Linked DNA regions of Homo sapiens: region 1 is linked to region 2. The links are chromatin loops, found by intact Hi-C in ENCODE. Cell type or tissue: tibial artery. All regions are shown on one strand. Each heading gives the region's core, and the rest is flanking DNA. Links, peaks and the distances in the headings are about the cores only. Region 1 holds the start of ZNF70 (zinc finger protein 70). Region 2 overlaps LOC107985580 (a long non-coding RNA gene).

What was found. A loop is a pair of places that touch in the nucleus more often than their neighbours do. Peaks named below come from ENCODE experiments on the same cell type or tissue, not always from the same donor. Only the 100,000 strongest peaks of a DNase experiment are listed, where the experiment ranks them.
Region 1: it touches region 2 in a loop (3-fold over the local background); 4 of 110 quality-filtered maps call a loop at or near these places.

The regions. Positions count from the first base shown.
Region 1 is chr22:23,745,244-23,752,965 of GRCh38, reverse strand. ZNF70 (zinc finger protein 70) reads left to right here and starts at 1,854. Exons shown (of 2, transcript NM_021916.4): 1 at 1,854-2,255. It overlaps VPREB3 (V-set pre-B cell surrogate light chain 3), which reads left to right. Exons shown (of 2, transcript NM_013378.3): 2 at 1-223. The coding sequence ends at 90. RefSeq lists enhancers at 1-68, 579-638, 1,479-1,538, 1,421-2,096, 6,636-7,136 and 1 more and a silencer at 1,689-2,138. In tibial artery, for the core only: no CTCF peak of the experiment used is centred there; DNase peaks (open chromatin) are centred at 1,395, 1,875, 2,145, 2,965 and 1 weaker place; H3K4me3 peaks cover 2,043 bases; H3K27ac peaks cover 2,131 bases.
Region 2 is chr22:23,516,424-23,527,522 of GRCh38, reverse strand. It overlaps LOC107985580 (a long non-coding RNA gene), which reads left to right. Exons shown (of 3, transcript XR_001755452.2): 3 at 11-1,587. Among named protein-coding and RNA genes, the nearest start is that of LINC02557, 8.6 kb to the right of the region's middle. RefSeq lists enhancers at 3,904-4,469, 4,470-5,036 and a silencer at 5,382-5,741. In tibial artery, for the core only: a CTCF peak has its summit at 5,645; a DNase peak (open chromatin) is centred at 5,472; H3K4me3 peaks cover 2,376 bases; H3K27ac peaks cover 2,500 bases.

The DNA.
Region 1 (7,722 bases), core at 532-3,031, 230 kb before region 2:
CACAATGCCTGTGTCCTCACCATTAGTCCCGTGCAGCCTGAAGACGACGCGGATTACTACTGCTCTGTTGGCTACGGCTTTAGTCCCTAGGGGTGGGGTGTGAGATGGGTGCCTCCCCTCTGCCTCCCATTTCTGCCCCTGACCTTGGGTCCCTTTTAAACTTTCTCTGAGCCTTGCTTCCCCTCTGTAAAATGGGTTAATAATATTCAACATGTCAACAACAGCTATTGTGAGGGTCATAAGATCCTGGCTGAGAAAAATGACTGTGGTGGGTCTGGGAGTCGAAGACCCACTCCTGGGGTGGGGAGCAGTGTGCGGGGGAATGGGGATTCTGGGGACTGTTGTCAAAGAGGAAGCACCTGAGACTATTGGGGCATGGCCCAGACTCCCCCACCATGGCCCCCTGGGGGCTCAAACTGGTAGCCTGACCTTCCTGTGACCTGAGGAGCCGGAGGGAGAAAAAGGAACCAGCCCTTGCCGCCCCCAACTCTGCATGGCTGGTTATGGTCCAAGGGTTATGGCTCTAGGGTGGCTGGTCCCCATGGAGCTCAGGCTGTTGGCTTGGGGAGGGGCAGCCACTGCCTACCCCTTGGAGTCTGTGCCCAAGGCCCGACAGAGCATTAATGGGGCAGGAAGGCAGGTGTGTGTGGGTAGCATTGGAGGCACTCGAGCGCCAAGGCTGAGGGTGCTGAAGGCAGGTGGGCGGCTGGGGCAGAATCCTTTTTCCCAGGGACAGTGTGTTCTCCTGATGTCCTGTGATTGGGCCAAGGTCTGCGGAGGGAAGCTCTCCCACAAGCTGGGCAGCTGCACCTGAGGGGGGGGTGTCATGGGCAGAACACTGGGTGGAGGGGCCAGTCTTGCCATCAGCAGCAAGGAGGGGGCGGAGATTCCTTTTCTTTTTTTTTTTTTTGTTTTTTGAGATGGAGTCTCGCTCTGTCGCCCAGGCTGGAGTGCAATGGCACTATCTTGGCTCACTGCAACCTCCGCCTCTCAGGGTCAAACGATTCTCCTGTCTCAGTAGCTGGGATTACAGGCGCTTGTCACCACTCCCGGATAATTTTTAGTAGAAACAGGGTTTCACCATGTTGGTCTGGCTGAGTCTCGAACTCCTGACCTCGTGATCCACCCGCCTCCGCCTCCCAAAATGCTGGGATTAAAGGCGTGAGCCACCGCGCCCGGCCAAGGGGGCGGCCATTTCAAGAACACATTCCTCTTCCCTCCCGGTGCGCCTGAGAGGAGGCGCTTCATGTCGAAGTCAGCCCTGGGATGCAGAGAGTTGGGGGGCTCAGGGTCCTGGGATGGTCTCGCAGACACTCCTAGTTCTTCGCCTGCCCCTTCTCATCTCTATTTCTGTGGGGGCGGGGAGGGCAGACAGGAACAGGGCTACCCTTGAAGCAGGTTGGGGGAGGGGGATCCTAACAGGACCCCGGTGCCTGTGGACAGTGACAGGGTCGACAGCTCTGGGGCTCCACTCTCCTTTCCCTGAAGACCCCAGCTGCCTCAGTGGCTTCTGGCTTGCACCCAGCACCAGCGCAGATGCCCCGAGTGCCGGCGGCTCGAGGTCGGCCCGCCCGTCCGGACCTGTTTCCTCCTCTGCTCTCCTGCCAACGCCTGCCCATCTCTGTTTCCCCCACGTCCAGCACGCGCTTCGGGGACGGCCAGAGCCACCATGCCGACTGGAGAGACTCTCCTGATTCGGGTCCTTGTGTCCCGGGGCCCGGGCGGCTTCGCGCGGCGACAACCGGCGCGGTGGGACCACCGAGACGCCGGGACCTCCGCGCGGCCTAGAGTGGTCCCGGAAGTGCCCGCGGGCCGGGGGCGGGGCTCTGGGTGCTCGGGCGGCCGCGGGCTCCGCGTCAGCAGCTGCTGTGGAGCCAGGCAGCGTCGGCCGCGTCGGCCGCGGGTTGGAGCAGCTCAGGTGCGGCCCCGCCCCGCCCGCCTGCGGCCCCGCCCCGGCCCAGGTGAGCTGCCCCGCCCCGGCCCAGGTGAGTGGCCCCGCGTCCGCCGGTGTGACCTGAGTCCGCCTGACCACCTGTCCCTCCGGTGGCCCTGGGTGTGCGTGTCCCCAATCGCGGGGAAGCCTGTAGGGGCGCCACGTCGCCGCCTGGGCAGCGTGTGCGGGTCCGTGGCAACTCTTGGGCCCCCAGCCAGGAAACCTTGACTGCACTAAGAGTTTGCAGGGTGCCCAGGCCCTAGGGACTCTCTGGAGGATGGGATGACAGATGCAGGAGGACCCGGAGAAGGCCCCGACAGAGGTGGGAAGCATGGAGTTCCAGATCTTTGCATTTTCGGTCCAAAAACACTTATCATGTTGTGGGAGACAGATAAAGGGTTGCCAACTTTTTTCTGAGTGGAGACTTCAGGGTGTAGGGGCTATATAGTGGGAATGGAAAACCTCTACGGAGGGAAGTTTGAGAACACCAGGACTTAATGGGTGGGCGGAGGAAGAGTTGCAATCTAAAGATATCAAGAAAGAGAACTTGGAAGCCATGAAAATTGGGAAGAAAGCGAGGGTGGGGATGGGGTTGGGGGGTAGCTCAAAGCTTTCATGCACCTAGGTAGGCAATGTGGGCGGGTGAAGGGATATTGTCACATCTTCGTTTTTCAAGAGAAAGCCAGAAACCTACTGAGTTTTAAATATTGGTAACTAAGGAAAATGAACAGGAAAAGCCAAACTCTTCGAGAGCCAAACATAACATAGCAGGATCTTCAGGCTGCCAATTTGCAACCTCTGAAATGAAGGGTTTTGAGAAGGAGGTATTGGAGAGCAGTGCCAGATGGGGTGGGAAGGTGAAGACCGAGAAGAGAGGGATTGGCAATAAGGAGGTCATAGAATGCCAGAGCTGAGGTCCCAGCTGAAATCGGAAACTCGAAATTTGTCGTGGTGCCATACATAGTTGTATGATTTTTCTTGGCAACATTTAACAACTTAGGAGGAACTGGCCGAGAAGACTGGGACTTAGCGGCTAGTTGCAGCCGGACGAGGAGGTGAGGAGCATGGTGCTAGAGCGTGAGAGTTGAAGTGATGCGCATAGTATGGAGAGTCTAAGCTGGATGGAGAAGGGGTGGAGCTAGAAAAGGAGAACTACAGTAAAAATGGCTTGGATTTCATGAGGTCGAAAAGCACAAATTGAGTGAGAGAGCTGGAAGAGTTGGAGATTATGGGTTGCTGAAGAGGAGGGGGAGGGTGAGAGGAGTTGAAGTGATCAAAGAATTTTTGAAAATACTTTAGGGCTGGGCGAGGGGGCTCACGCCTATAATACCAGCACTTTCGGAGGCCAAAATGGGTGGATCGCATGAGCTCAGAAATTCGAGACCAGTCTGCACAACATGGCGAAAACCCATCTCTACAAAAAATACAAAAATTAGCCAGGTGTGGCACGTGCCTGTAGAGCCTGTATTCCCAGCTACTTTTTTTTTTTTTTTTTTTTTTTTTTTGAGACGGAGTCTCGTCCTGTCGCCCAGCCTGGAGTGCAGTGGCGCGATCTCGGCTCACTGCAAGCTCCGCCTCCTGGGTTCACGCCATTCTCCTGCCTCAGCCTCCCAAGTAGCTGGGACTACAGGCACCTGCCACCACGGCCGGCTTTTTTTTTTTTTTTTTTTTTTTTTTTTTTTTTGAGATGGAGTCTCGCTCTGTTACCCAGGCTAGAGTGCAGTGGCGCGATCTCGGCTCACTGCAACCTCCGCCCCCCAGGTTCAAGCGATTCTCCTGCCTCAGCCTCCCGGAGTAGCTGGGATTACAGACGCGCTGTAATTTTTGTAATTTTAGTAGAGACGGGGTTTCACCATCTTGGCCAGGCTGGTCTTGAACTCCTGACCTCATGATCCACCCACCTCGGCCTCCCAAAGTGCTGGGATTAGAGGCGTGAGCCACCGCGTCCGGCCTTTTTTGTATTTTTAATAGAGACAGGGTTTCACCGTGTTAGCCAGGATGGTGTCCTAGCTACTTAAGAGGCTGAGATAGGAGAATCACTTGAACCCAGGAGCCAGAGGTTCCAGTGAGCTGTAATCACACTACTGCACTCCATTCTGGAAAAAGAAAATACTTTAGTTCAGTGCTCTTTTTTTTTTATATCCAGTCGGTCTATTGGCTGAAAAATCATTTAAAAAAATCATTTCTGGGCTGGGCGTGGTGGCTCACACCTGTAATCCCAGCACTTTGGGATGCCAAGGTGGGCGGATCACCTGAGGTCAGGAGTTCGAGACCAGCCTGGCCAACATAGTGAAACCCCATCTCTACTAAAAATACAAAAATTATCCGGGCCTGGTGGCGGGTGCCTGTAATCCCAGCTATTCAGGAGGGTGAGGCAGGAGAATTGCTTGAACCCAGGAGGCAGAGGTTGCAGTGAGCCGAGATTGGGCCATTGCACTCCTGGCTGGGCAACAAGAGTGAGACTCCACCTCAAAAAAAAAAAAAAATCATTTCTGCTGGGCATGGTGGCTCATGCCTGTAATCCAGCACTTTGGGAGGCAGAGGTGGGAGGACTGCTTGAGCCCAGGAGTTCAAGACCAGCCTGGGCAACATAATATTATCTCATCTCTACAGAAAAATTAAAAAATTAGCTGGATGTGTTGATATGCCCCTGTAGTCCCAGCTACTTGAGAGGCTGAGGTTGGAGGATCAGTTGAGCCGGGGAGGTCAAGGCTGCAGTGAGCTGTGATTCTACTCCTGCACTCCAGCCTGGGTGACAGAGTGAGACCCTGTCTCAAAAAAAATTTTTTTTTCCAAGTAGAAATGAGTTCTGTTATGACTGTTCTGATTAATTTAGTTTTTTTTTTTTTTCTGAGGCAGTTACTCTCTAGATGCAGTATAAGGATAATTGTGCCTTTGTATAGAGTTGTGAAGATTAAATGAGGTGCCTTGAAGGACCTATTAGTGCCTAGCACAGAGTAGGTGCTCAGTGAATATGAGCTGTTGCTATCATTATTGTGTCACCTGAAGACTTTGCCTTTATCTAGCACAGAAGTTTCTGAATAGGGCTCTTTGGGGCTTCCTCAGGGGCCACATCTGGGAGGGGGAGTGCTGAGTGGGCTGTTCTAGCTTCCTTCCTTGTCCCTGCTAACGCGCCCTCCTTCAACTGGAGCAGCTCTGCTTTTGTCTGTTTTATTTTATTTTTATTTTTATTTATTTATTTATTTTTTGAGACGGAGTCTCACTCTGTTGCCCAGGCTGGTGTGCAGTGGCATGATCTCGCAAGCTCTGCCTCCTGAGTTCACGCCATTCTCCTGCCTCAGCCTCCCGAGTAGCTGGGACTACAGGCACCTGCCACCACGCCTGGCTAATTTTTTTGTATTTCTAGTAGAGATGGGGTTTCACCGTGTTAGCCAGGATGGTCTCGATCTCGTGACCTCGTGATCTGCCCACCTCGGCTTCCCAAAGTGCTGGGATTACAGGTGTGAGCCACCGCGCCCGGACTTGTCTGTTTTATTTATTTATGTCTCCTAGACCAGTGATCCCCAACCTTTTTGGCATCAGGGACCAGTTTTGCAGAAGACAATTTTTCCATGAATGGGTGGGGGACATGGGGGATGGTTTTGAGATGAAACTGTTCCACCTCAGATCATCAGGTGTTAGATTCTCATAAAGAGTGCACAACCAAATCCCTCGTATGCACAGTTTACGATAGGGTTCCAGTTCCTATGAGAATCTAATGCCACTGCTCATCTGACAGGAGGCAGAGTTCAGGCTGTAATGCTCGCTCACCTTCCGCTCACCTCCTGCTATGCGGCCTGGTTCCTAACAGGCCACAGACTGGTGCCTGTCCCCCACTCTGGGGGTTGGGGACCCCTGTCCTAGACAGTTGACTTATTTGACTAAAGTGTTCTTTGACCAAAAAAAGTGACAGTTCTAGAAAAACAAATGGCTTTTCCTCCATTTGATAATTTATTCAACAACTGTGTACATTGGGATTGTGCTTTTGTGCTGGGGGCTGGGGATTCTGAAATGAAGGAGCACAGTATTTGCCCTTAGGGAATTTTCAAGCTAACGATGGGGGCCTGAGATGGTCAAGAACCTGAGGGTGCAGAGAAAAAGGGACATTTGGACGAGTCCTGAAGGATGAGCAAGTGGCAGTCTGAGAATGGTCCTTACCTGTTAGGACCAGACAACAGCAGTGCAAATTAGTCATTGAGCTGGAAAATTAGAAGTGTTGGGGGGACCAGCCTGGGCAATACAGTGTGACCTCATCTCTACAAAAAGAAAGAATTAAAAAAATTAGCAGAGTGTGGTGGCATACACTTGCAGTCCCAGGAGGCTGAGGTGGGAGGATCACTTGAGCCTGGGAGGCAGAGGTTGCAGTGAGCCAAGATCACACCACTATACTCCAGCCTGGGCAACGGGCAAGAGCCTATCTCAAATAAAAAAGAAGAGGTGTATGGGGCAGACAGACAGGAGATGGATTGGAAGGGCCAGGTGTGAAGGAGTTGGGCTGTCACAAGATCCTAAGAAGGGAACCACCAGGCCAGGCATGGTGGCTCACGCCTGTAATCCCAGCACTTTGGGAGGCCAAGGCAGGCAGATCACTTGAGATCAGAAGTTTGAGACCAGCCTGGCCAACATGGTGAATCCCGGTCTCTACTAAAAATACAAAAATTAGCCAAGAATGGTGGTGGGCGCTTGTAATCCCAGCTACTCGGGAGGCCAAGGCAGGAGAATCACTTGAAGTTGGAAGGCAGAGGTTGCAGTGATCCAAGATCGTGCCACTGCACTCCAGCCTGGGTGAAAGAGTGAAACTCCATCTCAAAAAAAAAAAAAAAAAAAAAAAGGGAACCACCATAATCAGGCTTATGTTTTGGATATTTGACTCCATTGTTAGTGTAGGGCATGCACCAGAGGGAGAGGAGGAAGCCGGAGGTCAGCAGCTAGTTTGGAGGCCAGCCCTGAAAAGATCCCAGGAGGTAGCTCTGAAGCCTGAGCTGCAGAGTGGCAGTGAGGACTGAGAGACAGAGACGCTGCCCATGCAGCCTCAGGAAGTAGATAAGAGGGGACCGGTCGGGTGAGAATAAGAGCGGTTATGCTGACTCCCAGGTTGGGGCACCTGGCTGGAGGGAGTGCGACTGGAGGGTAGAGGGAAGAGCTCTCTTTCTCTTTCCCAGCAAAACCTGCCCCCAATGTCACCCAGTAGCTGGAGTCTTGCTCCTTTTCTGCAATGGCCCCACTTCCTGGTTGTTGTTGCTGTTGTTGTTGTTGTTGTTTGAGATAGAGTCTCGCTTTGTTGCCCACGTTGGAGTGCAGTGGGCTGATCTCCGCTCACTGCAATCTCTGCCTCCCAGGTTCAAGCGAGTCTCCTGCCTCAGCCTCCCTAGTAGCTGGGATTACAGGCACCCACCACCACACCCAGCTAATTGTTTTGTATTTTTAGTGGAGACCGGGTTTCACCATGTGACCAGGCTGGTTTTGAACTCCTGACCTCAAGTGATCTGCCTGCCTCGGCCTCCCAAAGTGCTAGGATTATAGGTGTGAGCCACCGCACCCAGCCCCCACTTCCTGTTTTAGCTCACCTTTCTGAACACCTTCAGCCCGTTGAGTCTAGACACCATGATGTGGCACTTGATTGTGTCTGTCTGTCTGCCTTCAATTGTCTCTGGTAAGCAAAACTTGCCTCTAACTCATTTGGGATCATCTTAAGGGCAAGATTGTGTCTTATGCGTATTTTCTTGTTTCTACCATAGATTCTAGGATATGAAGCAGGCACATATGAGCTGCTTGACTTGCTGACTTGA
Region 2 (11,099 bases), core at 4,496-6,995:
TCTTTCCCAGAAGGTCAGCCTTGAAAAAGCTGGAACTTGGCTTTGCTGTTCAATGTCTCCTGGTGCATGGAAGAGTGCCTGGCAAGAGTCTGTGCTCATAAATATTGATTGAACAAAAGAAGGAATGCTAACTATGACTATTATTACCACTATTGCTTGGCAAAAGCTAGAGGAAGAGAGATTGAGGATAGGGTTGATGTAATTATGTCTAATAAGAAAAAAACAACAACAAACAGTGGCCTGCTCCTGCCTGGCTTCCGTCAAAGACCAAAGACCAGTGGGCTTTCTGTCCTCCGGGCTCTGTCTTCCTGCTGCCACGGTTACCACGGTCCGTGGACTCCAGAAGAAAGGCCAGGCCAGGCTGACTCTGTGGTTCTGCCCAGCTTCCTTGGGTAGCCCAGGGCCTGGTAGAGAAAGATCCCATCCAAAAACAGCTGGCCTCCCCGATCTTATCTCCATGGTGCCCAGATGGAGGGAGAAGGGAGGTACTTGCTGTTCTTCCAGAAAATACGGTCCAGACTCACTCTGCATTTGTGGAGGACCTGCTCATGCTCTGGGCAACTCAAAGACGTGCGGATCGTGGTCCCTACCCTCCAGGAGGTTTCTGGCAGCAAGGAGGGGCCAGAGACAAGCACTGACTTAGCTGTGTATAAAAATAGCAAGGGCTTGCACATGACAGGGAAAAGTCAGGTGCGGAGGAGCAGGAAGAGCTCTCTCACCCATACCTGCCCCAGCCTCACAGTCCACTCGCCCTGATGCACGCCTTCCTGGCTGAGGCGGCTGGGCTCCCATGTCTCCACCGGGTGCCATCCCAAACTCCCAGAGGCCTGGGGCTGAGCCGCTCCCTCCACAAACCCAGGTCTCAACCAGTGGCTGGCAGAGATTAGAGGGCTAGCCCAGACCTCACCGCTGGTGGCTGGTCTGGCAGAGCTTCAGAAGGGTGCAGAAAGGACACTAACTTGGCAATAGCATCCTGGGATCATCTTTCTCACCTCTCTGCTCCTTCAGTTGACAATCCAACTCTGCTCTCCATTGCAGAGAACAGACTCCGGACCCCCAGAGAGACTATGAACTGACCACTGCAGCCCAAGGAGCACCTGCAGGGTTTAGGGGTCCAGGGCTGAGGCCTAGGACCATCACCATGGCAGTCACTGTCATCTCCATGACTACAATCATCACCTCCATGACCAACCACCATCACCTCCATCATCACCACTGTCATGAGGGAAATTGTGTCCTCCCAAAAAATAGGTTCGGCCAGGCATCATGGCTCATGCCTATAATCCCAGCACTTTGGGAGGTTGAGGTGGGTGGCTCACCTGAGGTCAGGAGTTCCAGACCAGGCTGGCCAAAATGGTGAAACCCCGTCTCTACTGAAAATACAAAAAATTAGCCGGGCGTGGTGACGGGCGCCTGTAATCCCAGCTACTTGAGAGGCTGAGGCATGAGAATTGCTTGTATCCGGGAGGCGGCGGTTGCAGTGAGCCGAGATCACGTCATTGCACTCCAGCCTGGGCAACAAGAGCAAAACTCCGTCTCAAAAAAAATAAATAAATAAAAGACAAAAATGTTAGGTTCAAGTCCTAAGCCCAGTCCCTCAGAATGTGGCTTCGTGTGGTCTTTACAGAGGTAACGTAACCAGGTTAAGGTGAGGTCATTGGGGAGCCCTAATCCAGTAAGACTGAGGTTCCTAGAAAAAGGGGAAAGGTGAACAGACATGCAGAGTGAAGATGATGAGAAGACGGAGGGCGGGAGGATGGGAGGACCGGAGGACAGGAGTGACGCGGTCACATGCCAAGGCTGCCAGAAGCTGGAGTAAGGCCTGGGACCGAGGCTTCCCCGGGGACTTAAGAGGCAACATGGCCCTGCCCACACCCTTACAGTGGACCTCGGGCCTCTGGAACTGTGAGGCGGCTCTAGCAAGTGAATATAACCACCATCAGCATCACCATCACCATCATTGTCTTCATCCTCATCCTCAACACCCCGGTATTCATGTATATAACCACCATCAGCATCACCACCACCATCATTATTATCACCCTGTCCTCATCCTCATTCTCAACACCCCTGTATTCATTTCCTTCCTACGGCTGAGGAACACATCACTACAAACGTGGTGCCTTCAAACAACACAGATGATTCTCTTGCTGTTCTGGAGGCCAAAAGTCTGAGATTGAAGTCAGCAAGGGGATGCTCCCTCCCCAGGCTCGGGGAGGACCCTTCCTGCTACTTCCAGTGTCTGGCAGCTCTAGGTGCTCCTTGGCTTGTGGCTGCATCGCTCCACCCTCTGCCTCTGTCTACACATGGCTTCTCCTCTTCTGTGTAACCTAGGCACTTGTGATGGCATTTAGGCCCCACTTGGGTAATTGAGGGTGACCTCCTCCCAAGATCCATAACTTAAATGACATCAGCAAAGACTCTTTTCCCAAATAACATCGCATTCACAGGTTCCAGGGATTAGGGCGTGGACATATTGGGGGAGGGGGGTGTGCACCGTTTAACCCACTACAACAACCAGCACCACCACCAGCAATGCCATGGTCGCCAGCATCAGTTAAGTTCTAGCAAGTACCAGGTCAGTCCAGGGGCCTCACCTGCATCATGGCCTTTCTTCCTTAAGACAAACTCAGAGCAGGTTCTGTTATTTATTTATTTATTTTTATTTTCTAGATGGAGTCTTGCTCTGTTGCCCAAGCTGGAGCGCAGTGGTGTAATCTCTGCTCACTGCAACCTCTGCCTCCCGGGTTCAAGTAATTCTCTTACCTTAGCCTCCCAGGTAGATGGGATTACAGGTGCCTGCCACCACGTCCGGATAATTTTTGTATTTTTAGTAGAGATGGGGTTTCACCATGTTGGCTAAGTTGGTCTTGAACTCCTGACCTCAAGTGATCCAGCCACCTTGGCCTCCCAAAGTGCTGGGATTACAGGCGTGAACCACCACGCTCAGCCCAGGGTCTGTTATTATCCTCACTGCTTAACACATAAAGAAGCCAAGGCTCTGTGAGAAGAACTTCACTTAGAAGTAAGTATTTGAACGCTGGCAGTCTGGCGTCAGTGGCCCCTGCCTAACCATGGTTGTCCTGCCCCCAGCCCCAAACTTGATCATACAGATAATTCCACAGATGAAAGAGTGGGGTGACCAGCACCTGAATAGGAGGCACAGCGCTATGGTCCCATCTAGGCTCTACCACCAGCTGGTGACACATCTTAGCCCCATCTCTTTCCCCTTTCTGGGCCTCAATTTGCCCAACTGTAAAACAAGAAGGGGGGTAGTTGGTCTGGGTAATCTCCGAAGTCCTTCCAGATCTGGGGTTCTGCAACACTGGGTGTCTACTGTCATTTCTGTCGCAAACACTGCCCAGGGTCCCGACTCTCACATCAGCTAAACCCTCTAAACCCACCATCAGCTGCCAGAGAGTTCTGCTTGGACCGTTAGCCTGTGGGGTGAGTGCTGGTGACTGGGAGTGGAGGGGGGTATCGGCTTGCCTGATGCCTCCCAGTATCTCAGGGCTGGGAACCTCGGTCTTATACTCTACAAGACCTGGGGTAGGGTTGGGGGTGGGATGGGGGTGGCGGATGCTCTTTCTTCTTGGAACCCTGACTTTTGGTTCACACATTCAGGGAGGGCTGTGCAGCTGCGAGCGGCTGGTGCTGGGAACAGGGCTGAAAATTACTTTTTTTGCAAGGGCAAAGGCCTCCGTAACCAAAGGCTAACCGCATGCCCTTGGAAGAGAAGAACAAAAAGAAAACATGAAACAGGCTGAAGGGATCTCTGAAAGTTGTTTCCAAAACCTGGGTTGTTCACTAGGAGTTGTTTGTAAGTATAAACATTTTTTTATTTTTATTTTTTGAGACAGAGTCTTGTTCTGTCACTCAGGCTGGAGTGCAGTGGCACGATCTCGGCTCACTGCAACCTCTGCCTCCCAGGTTCAAATGATTCTCATGCCTCAGCCTCCCGTAGCTGGAATTACAGGTGTGTGCCACCACGCCTAATTTTTGTATTTTCAGTAGAGACTGGGTTTCACCGTGTTGACCACGCTGGTTTCGAACTCCAGGCCTCAAGTGATCCTCCTGCCTCAGCCTCCCAAATTGCTGGATTACAGGCAGGCTGCGCCTGGCCAATTTATTTTTTTTTTAATCCATGTTATGGCGTGTACTGCAGAGGCCTTTTTCCTCTGGCTTCCCTGTCCAGAGCAGCAACTGTTTGCATTGAGCTGATAATGTCCAAGAGTGGGGAGCTAAGTTAGGGAGAGAATCACAAACTTTAATTAGCAGGATGAGATTAACATCCCAGCAGGGGCTTGAGGGTGGGGGGCGTCCTTCAGGCCCATCTGATCCCAGTGGAGACCTCCCCACAAGCCCCCGAATCCTGGGACACTGAAAGCCAGGCGCCTTTGAGGGTGGAGGGAGGCCACCCGCCTCCCCACCTGGCCAGAAATCACACGCCCCGCAGCCTGCCCTGGCTTGGTTCAGCAGGGCCCAGAATGTCCTGGTCTTTATCTGGTTCAGTTTTAAGTGCTTCCAACGGCAGCGAAGCTGTTCCACCACGGTCCCCAGGAAATTGGTCCATGTAGGACCGAGCCTTCCCGAGAATGAAGTCATCTGTGCCGTTTTTATTTTTTGTTGCCTTTCTCCTACAACGGGAGAGTCACTGGTCCTCTGCAGGTCCCTCCCCGCGGCAACGCACCCAGCCGCGGGGCCCGGCCGGGCTGGTGGGGGAAGGGGCGAGGAGCAGGGCCCCGGGGTGCACGGTCGCCCGACGCCCCCTGCCCGCGCCCCAGCCCGGCCCCCGCCCTCCGCGGCCTGAAGGTGAGCTCCCGGGGGAGACCCCCGCGCCCGGCACAGCCTGCTGGGCAAACAGTAACAGTAAATAACGCTCCCTTGTCAACGTAATAGAAACAGAAACGGTTACAATGTTTCTTTTTCTTTTTTTTGTTTTTTGTTTTTTCTTTTTTTTTTTTGAGATGGAGTCTCACTCTGTCGCCCAGGCTGGAGTGCAGTGGCGCGATCTCGGCTCACTGCAAGCTCTGCCTCCAGGGTTCACACCATTCTCCTGCCTCAGCCTCCCGAGTAGCTGGGACTACAGGCGCCCGCCACCATGCCCGGCTAATTTTTGTATTTTTAGTAGAGGCCGGGTTTCACTGTGTTAGCCAGGATGGTCTGGATTTCCTGACCTTGTAATCCACCCGCCTCGGCCTCCCAGAGTGCTGGGATGACAGGCGTGAGCCACCGCGCCCGGCGGTTACAATGTTTTTTAATAAGCACACCCCATCAATCTCCCTCCCGGGCCCTGGGCACCGGGGAGGAGGGGTAAGGGTGGGGGGCACCGGGGCTCGCTGCTTGGGGGGCCCAGGATACAGGCGGAGGACGCCCGGGAAAAGAGGGGAAAACACAGCAAGTGAGAGACGAGGGGGCTCGAGCGGCCAGGGTCAGGCGAGCTAGCGGAGCCGGAAAGCGGCCGCAGAGAGTAACATCGTTGCCATAGCGACGTGCCCGCGAGGAACAGCGGCCAAGGCGCCCGCACCGCCCGGCCCCTCCCACCAGCCCGTTGCCACGGAGACCGGGCCGGAGTGGCGCCGCGCTGTCTGCCGCGGCCTCCGGCGCCCCGACCTGCGCATTCGCAGCGGGACCTTGGGGGGCGCCGTGGGAGTGCCCTGGCGCCGCGCCGCGCCGGGGCCATCCGGACCCCTAGGCCTATTCCCGCCGCCTGCTCGGGTGGTGGTGGGGGGAGGGAAAAGACAAACTGTTCTTTGTTTGCCTTTGGAAAGCCGGCCTGCCTTTGTTCCGGGCGGGTTCGTTGGTTTCCAGGCGTTGAAGGCTGGGAGAGGAGGGGGTAGGGATCCCGGCCCAGCGGTCCCAGACGTTTTCGGAACTACAGACCCTGGGCTCAGCGCGGGGTCGCCGAGGGGACGCGGGCCACCAGCCCTATCCTCCGGAGCTCAGGCGCAGTCCAGGCTTCCCAGGCCCCGGGGCTGCCCTCCCGGAGCCTGACCTCCCCTGGGGGTGGGGGTGCTGCCCTGGGGCCCCCTTCCTGGGTTTCCTGGTCCTTCTGTCCACGTATCTCACTCCCCCATTGAACCGGCAAAGAGCACAAAGCAGAAAAGACATCCTTGCCGCCCCAGGCTCCCCCATCTAGCAGAAAACTCTGAAACAGTCCTCACCCCTCCCAAAGTTGAGAGAAACGTGGATGTTCCATAAACAAAACCCGCCCTCCAGCAGCATGTTTAAGTGGAGGCGACCTCGCGTGGGTGTGCGTGTGTGTATGTGTGCGTGTCTGCGTGCGCCGGGGACGCGCGATCATCTCTCAGGCTGTTTGTGGATAATTTTTTTCTCTAGATTTTGTTTGTTTTTAATAAGGATCAGAGGTCTGGGCTGTGGGGAAGGGGCAAGGGTCATCTCGGATGGCCAGGCCGGGAGGTACCAGGGGGACAGGTCTCCGGGCCTGGCCTGCCGAGCGAGGCGGGATCCGGAGCCGCCCCATCTGGCCCTACTCCCGGCAGTGGCTGGTGGGAGTCAGTGGGGACCGGCTCCGTGGGCTGCTCCTGGGGTATGGCCCCAGAGAGGAGCCAAGCCAAAGAATACGATTTCTCTCCCCTGCACAGGGCAGCTGTCATTTCCCCGGCCCCTGTCCTGGCCATAAGGGCCAAGAGAGAAGGCAAGCAGAGTGGCTCGGGTCTCTGGGGCTTTCTACACTGGAAAGGGAGGTTTTTGTTTTTTTGTACAAGGCAGACTTCAACTTTCAGCGAGCAGGCTGACCAGATGGGAATGTAGGGAGGGTGTGCGGGGAAAGGGGACCCCCCTGCTTCAAACTACCTCCCTGCCATCATTGCCTACCAGCCTGGGCCCCCACTGCGGCCCTGTGCTGGCTGAAGGGAGGGAGGGGCTGGGGCTGATGTTTCTTCTTTCCTACTCCCTCCTTCTTTCTAGATGTGAGAAAGGAACCCCGCCCTGTAGGGGAAGCTTGTCTGGTGTCCAGAAGACTTAGGGTCCATGGGCCGGGTGTGGTGGCTCAAGCCTGTAATCCCAGCACTTTGGGAGGCCGAGGAGGGCAGATCACGAGGTCAGGATATCGAGACCATCCTGGCTAACACGGTGAAACCCCGTCTCTACTAAAAAATACGAAAACTTAGCCGGGTTGCGGGGTGGCGGGCACCTATAGTCCCAGCTACTCGGGAGGCTGAGGCAGGAGAATCGCTTGAACCTGGGAGGCGGAGGTTGCAGTGAGCCGAGATCACGCCATTGCACTCCAACCTCGGCAACAAGAGTGAAACTCCAACCTCGGCAACAAGAGTGAAACTCCATCTCAAAAAAAAGAAAGACTTAGGGTCCACAGTGGCAGTCTGGGTGTTGTATTGCCATCTCTCCTTGAAGGAGAAGATGAACACTTGGTGGGAGGGCGCCTGGGAGCTGTTGCTGCAGTGTAGAGAAGCCCCATCTTGGCCCAGCGGGCAGCAGCCTGTGCTGAGAATGGGGACTCCAGGACCAGAGAGGCCTGGCAGTGGATCCTGGCTCTGCCAAAACCACTGCTTGTGCATCTGGACGACGGGGACAGCGCAGTGCCCCTGTCACAGATGGTGATGGCTCCTGGCGGTGGTGCACAGAAGCTCGTGGCATGGCATCTGGTGCACAGTAGGTGCTAGAACATGGAATCTGTCATTGGAGCTGGTGTGACCCAAGATGGCCACCTTGGGTCTCTGACACTCCGGGGCTGGCTGTGTCCCAGGACAGGTTCATCTTTGGTCAAGCCTCCAGGAAAAGAGCACTGGACTGGGGTCAGGAGAAGCAGAGGCCATGGGTTCTGTCACCAACCAACTGTGTAATCCGACACAAGTCCCTGAGCTGCTTTGAGCCTCAGTCTTCCCATCTTGCAAATGGGGATAATAATCACAACCACCACTGACTGTGAACTTACTCAGTGCCAGGCACTCCACCGAGGCCTGTACATTGCCTTATCTAATTCGACCCTCAAAGCAACCAAGTGAGGTAAAGACTAGATCCCAGTTTCACAGATGAAGGGACAGAGCCTCAGAGAAGTGAAGCCACATGCTGGGGACACACAGCTGGAAGGTGGTGCAGTCTCCATCACACACCCCTGAGAGCGAGTGTCCAGCTGCTGCTCCTGTCTCTGTTGTTCCCCCGCTCTTCCTGCTCACCTCCTGTACTTTTTGGTGGCTCAGGCCACAGCCCTCCCTTTGTATTTGAACCCTTGGATCCAGCCATTGTGGAATCTTCTGAGTCTGGTGGAGATCCAGCCCCCTCAGTGGGAGACATCCTCAGGGGTAGATGGGGGCTTCAGGAAAGCCAGGTGGGCCCCACATGGTCCCCACAGTCAACCCGGCAGCCCCCAGCCGATCTGCCATCCACTGAGTCTCCCCCTGCCGTTTACACCGAAGGGTTGGGGTTCCTAACCCACCCAGGTGGACGCGTGGCCTCCAGATGGTGCAGTTAATCCCGCTGGAAGCCGTACATCAGCGTGATTGTCCCAGCTTCCCTTCTCCTCCCCTCCTCCGCGCTGTCACCTCTGAGGAGCTAGTGGGAGAAGCGCCCCTCCAGCCCCCCGCTCCCGTCCCAGGCTTTGTTCCTGCTCAGTAGCCGGAACAGGAAGTGGCCCAGTCACGGTCTCCATAGCCCATGTTTGAATCTCAGCCCTGTCACTGCCCAGCACGGTGGCTTTGGCCAAGCATTTCATCTCCTGTTATCCTGTTTCCTCATCCATGAAATAGGGTGGGTCACAGCGCCTCCCTGATCCCAAAGATGGGGGCTGCTGTGTATGAGCGCTCCACCGTGGACCTGGCTCCCAGGGATCCTGGGATATGTAACAAGTGCTTACTTTGGGCTAGGTGTTGTAAATGCTTTAGCTCAGCAAATCCTCAAACAAGCACGTTAATGACCCTGTTTTATAGGTGGAGAAGCCGCCACTCCGAGAAGGGAAGTAAGTTGCCCAAGGCCACACAGCCAATTAGCAGAAGAACTGGGATTAAACCAGGCAGGCCTGTGCAGCTCTAAAGACCTCGCTGTAACCTTAGGTTCCTGGCCCTCCCTACTGAGCTCCTCTGAGGCTACCAAACCAGTGTCTGCAGTGACAGCATCTTTAGCCTTCCCTGGGGCTGCTGGGCTAATAGGGCCTTAATAAAGCCAGCAGAGGCATCTGCAGCTTTGCAGGGCAGGAGCTGAGGGGCCTGGTGCAGAAGATGTGTCCTGATGAAAATATCAGGTGGGGAGGGGGAGGGGACCATGGGGTGAGCCGCCTGCTCATGTCTCCAGCTTCCTGACCTCTGTGGCTGAGTCACTGGAAGCCTCCAGGTGCAGGGGACAATCAATTCCATCACTCATTCCATCCATGTTGGCTTACTTCCTTTCATCCATCCATCCATCCATCCATCCATCCATCCATCCTCCCAATCACTCATCCTCCCTCCCGTGCTGCCATGCATCCACCCATCCATGAATCCACTCAGCTACCCATTCCTTCCCTCCTTTCCTCCTTTCATTCTCTCCTTCCTTCTGCCCATCTGTCCATCCAGTGTTTACTGAGCACCTATCTTGAGCCAAGCCTTATGTGACGTGCCCAGGTTCCTCCCTCTGAGGGACTCACATTCTCAAAAGGATGCAAAACAACTAACCCCAAGTGCCCAGGGCCCTAGGAGAGGAGAGGGCATCTCAGGGGCTCTGACACTGGGCTCTGCACACCTTCCTCAGCCAAGGCCGCCAGGTGACCTTGGGCCGATCACACTCCCTGGGGACCTCTCTTCTACATATTCAAAAAAGGGTGTGCTTGTCCATTCGGCTGTTATGACAAAATACCTTAGACTGGGTTATTTATAAACAAATTTATTGTTCACAGTTCTGGAGGCTGGGAAATCCAAGATGAATGTGCCTGCAGATTCGGTGTCTGATGAGGGCCGTTTCCTCATAGATGCCTTATAGCCTTGTCCTCACGTGGTGGAAGGGGTGAGCAGGCTCCCCAGGCCTCTTGCCTAAGAGCATGAATTCCATTCATGAGGATAGAGCCCTCATGACCTAATCACCTCCCAGAAGCCTCACCTCTTTTTTTTTTTTTTTTTTTTGAGACGGAGTCTCACTCTGTTGCCCAGGCTGGAGTGCAGTGGCGCGATCTCAGCTCACTGCAAGCTCCACCTCCCGGGTTCACACCATTCTCCTGCCTCAGCCTCCCCAGTAGCTGGGACTACAGGCGCCCCCCCACCATGCCTGGCTAATTTTTTGTATTTTTAGTAGAGATGGGGTTTCACCGTGTTAGCCAGGATGGTCTTGATCTCCTGACCTCGTGATCCACCCACTTCGGCCTCCCAAAGTGCTGGGATTACAGGCGTGAGCCATTGCCCCAGGCCAGAATCCTCACCTTTTAATACACATTGCAGATAATGGTGTTTTTTTGTTTTGGTTTGGTTTGGTTTGGTTTTTGTTTGTTTGTTTTGAGACAGGGTCTCCCTCTGTCACCCAGGCTGCAGTGCAGTGACCTCATCTTGACTCACTACAGTCTCGGCCTCCCAGGTTCAAGCAATCCTCCCTCCTCAGCTTCCCGAGTAGCTGAGATTACAGGTATGTGCCACCACACCTGGCTAATTTTTGCATTTTTTGTAGAGACGGGGTTTCACCATGTTGGCCAGGCTGGTCTGGAACTCCTGACCTCAGGTGATCCACCCGCCTCAGCCTCCCAAGGTGCTGGGATTACAGGCATGAGCCACCAAGCTTGACGCAGATTATGTCTTGACATACGAATTTTGGGGGGAGGGGGGTCAGGTCATGGTAAATGTGGTGCATTGTGATGTCTCCTATTCTGTATTTCTACAATCCCAAACAGGTGAGTAAGAACCCAACTAACTACTCCCCCGAGCACCCATTCCCACCCCGGCCTCTGGGATCTGCCTCCAACACCTGCAGGTTCCCCAGATTGAGGTCCAGGTCCGCTCCAATTGACCCAGACAAGCTGCGGTGGGACCTGGCAGAGGTGGGGGCCGGGGCAGAGCACTGGACTCAGAAGCAAGAGGCCAGGGGCGGGGTCTGGCTCTGTCCTGTGATGTGTGACCCTGAGGAAATGGCATTCCAGAGCTCAGATGAAATACCTTAGAGACTCG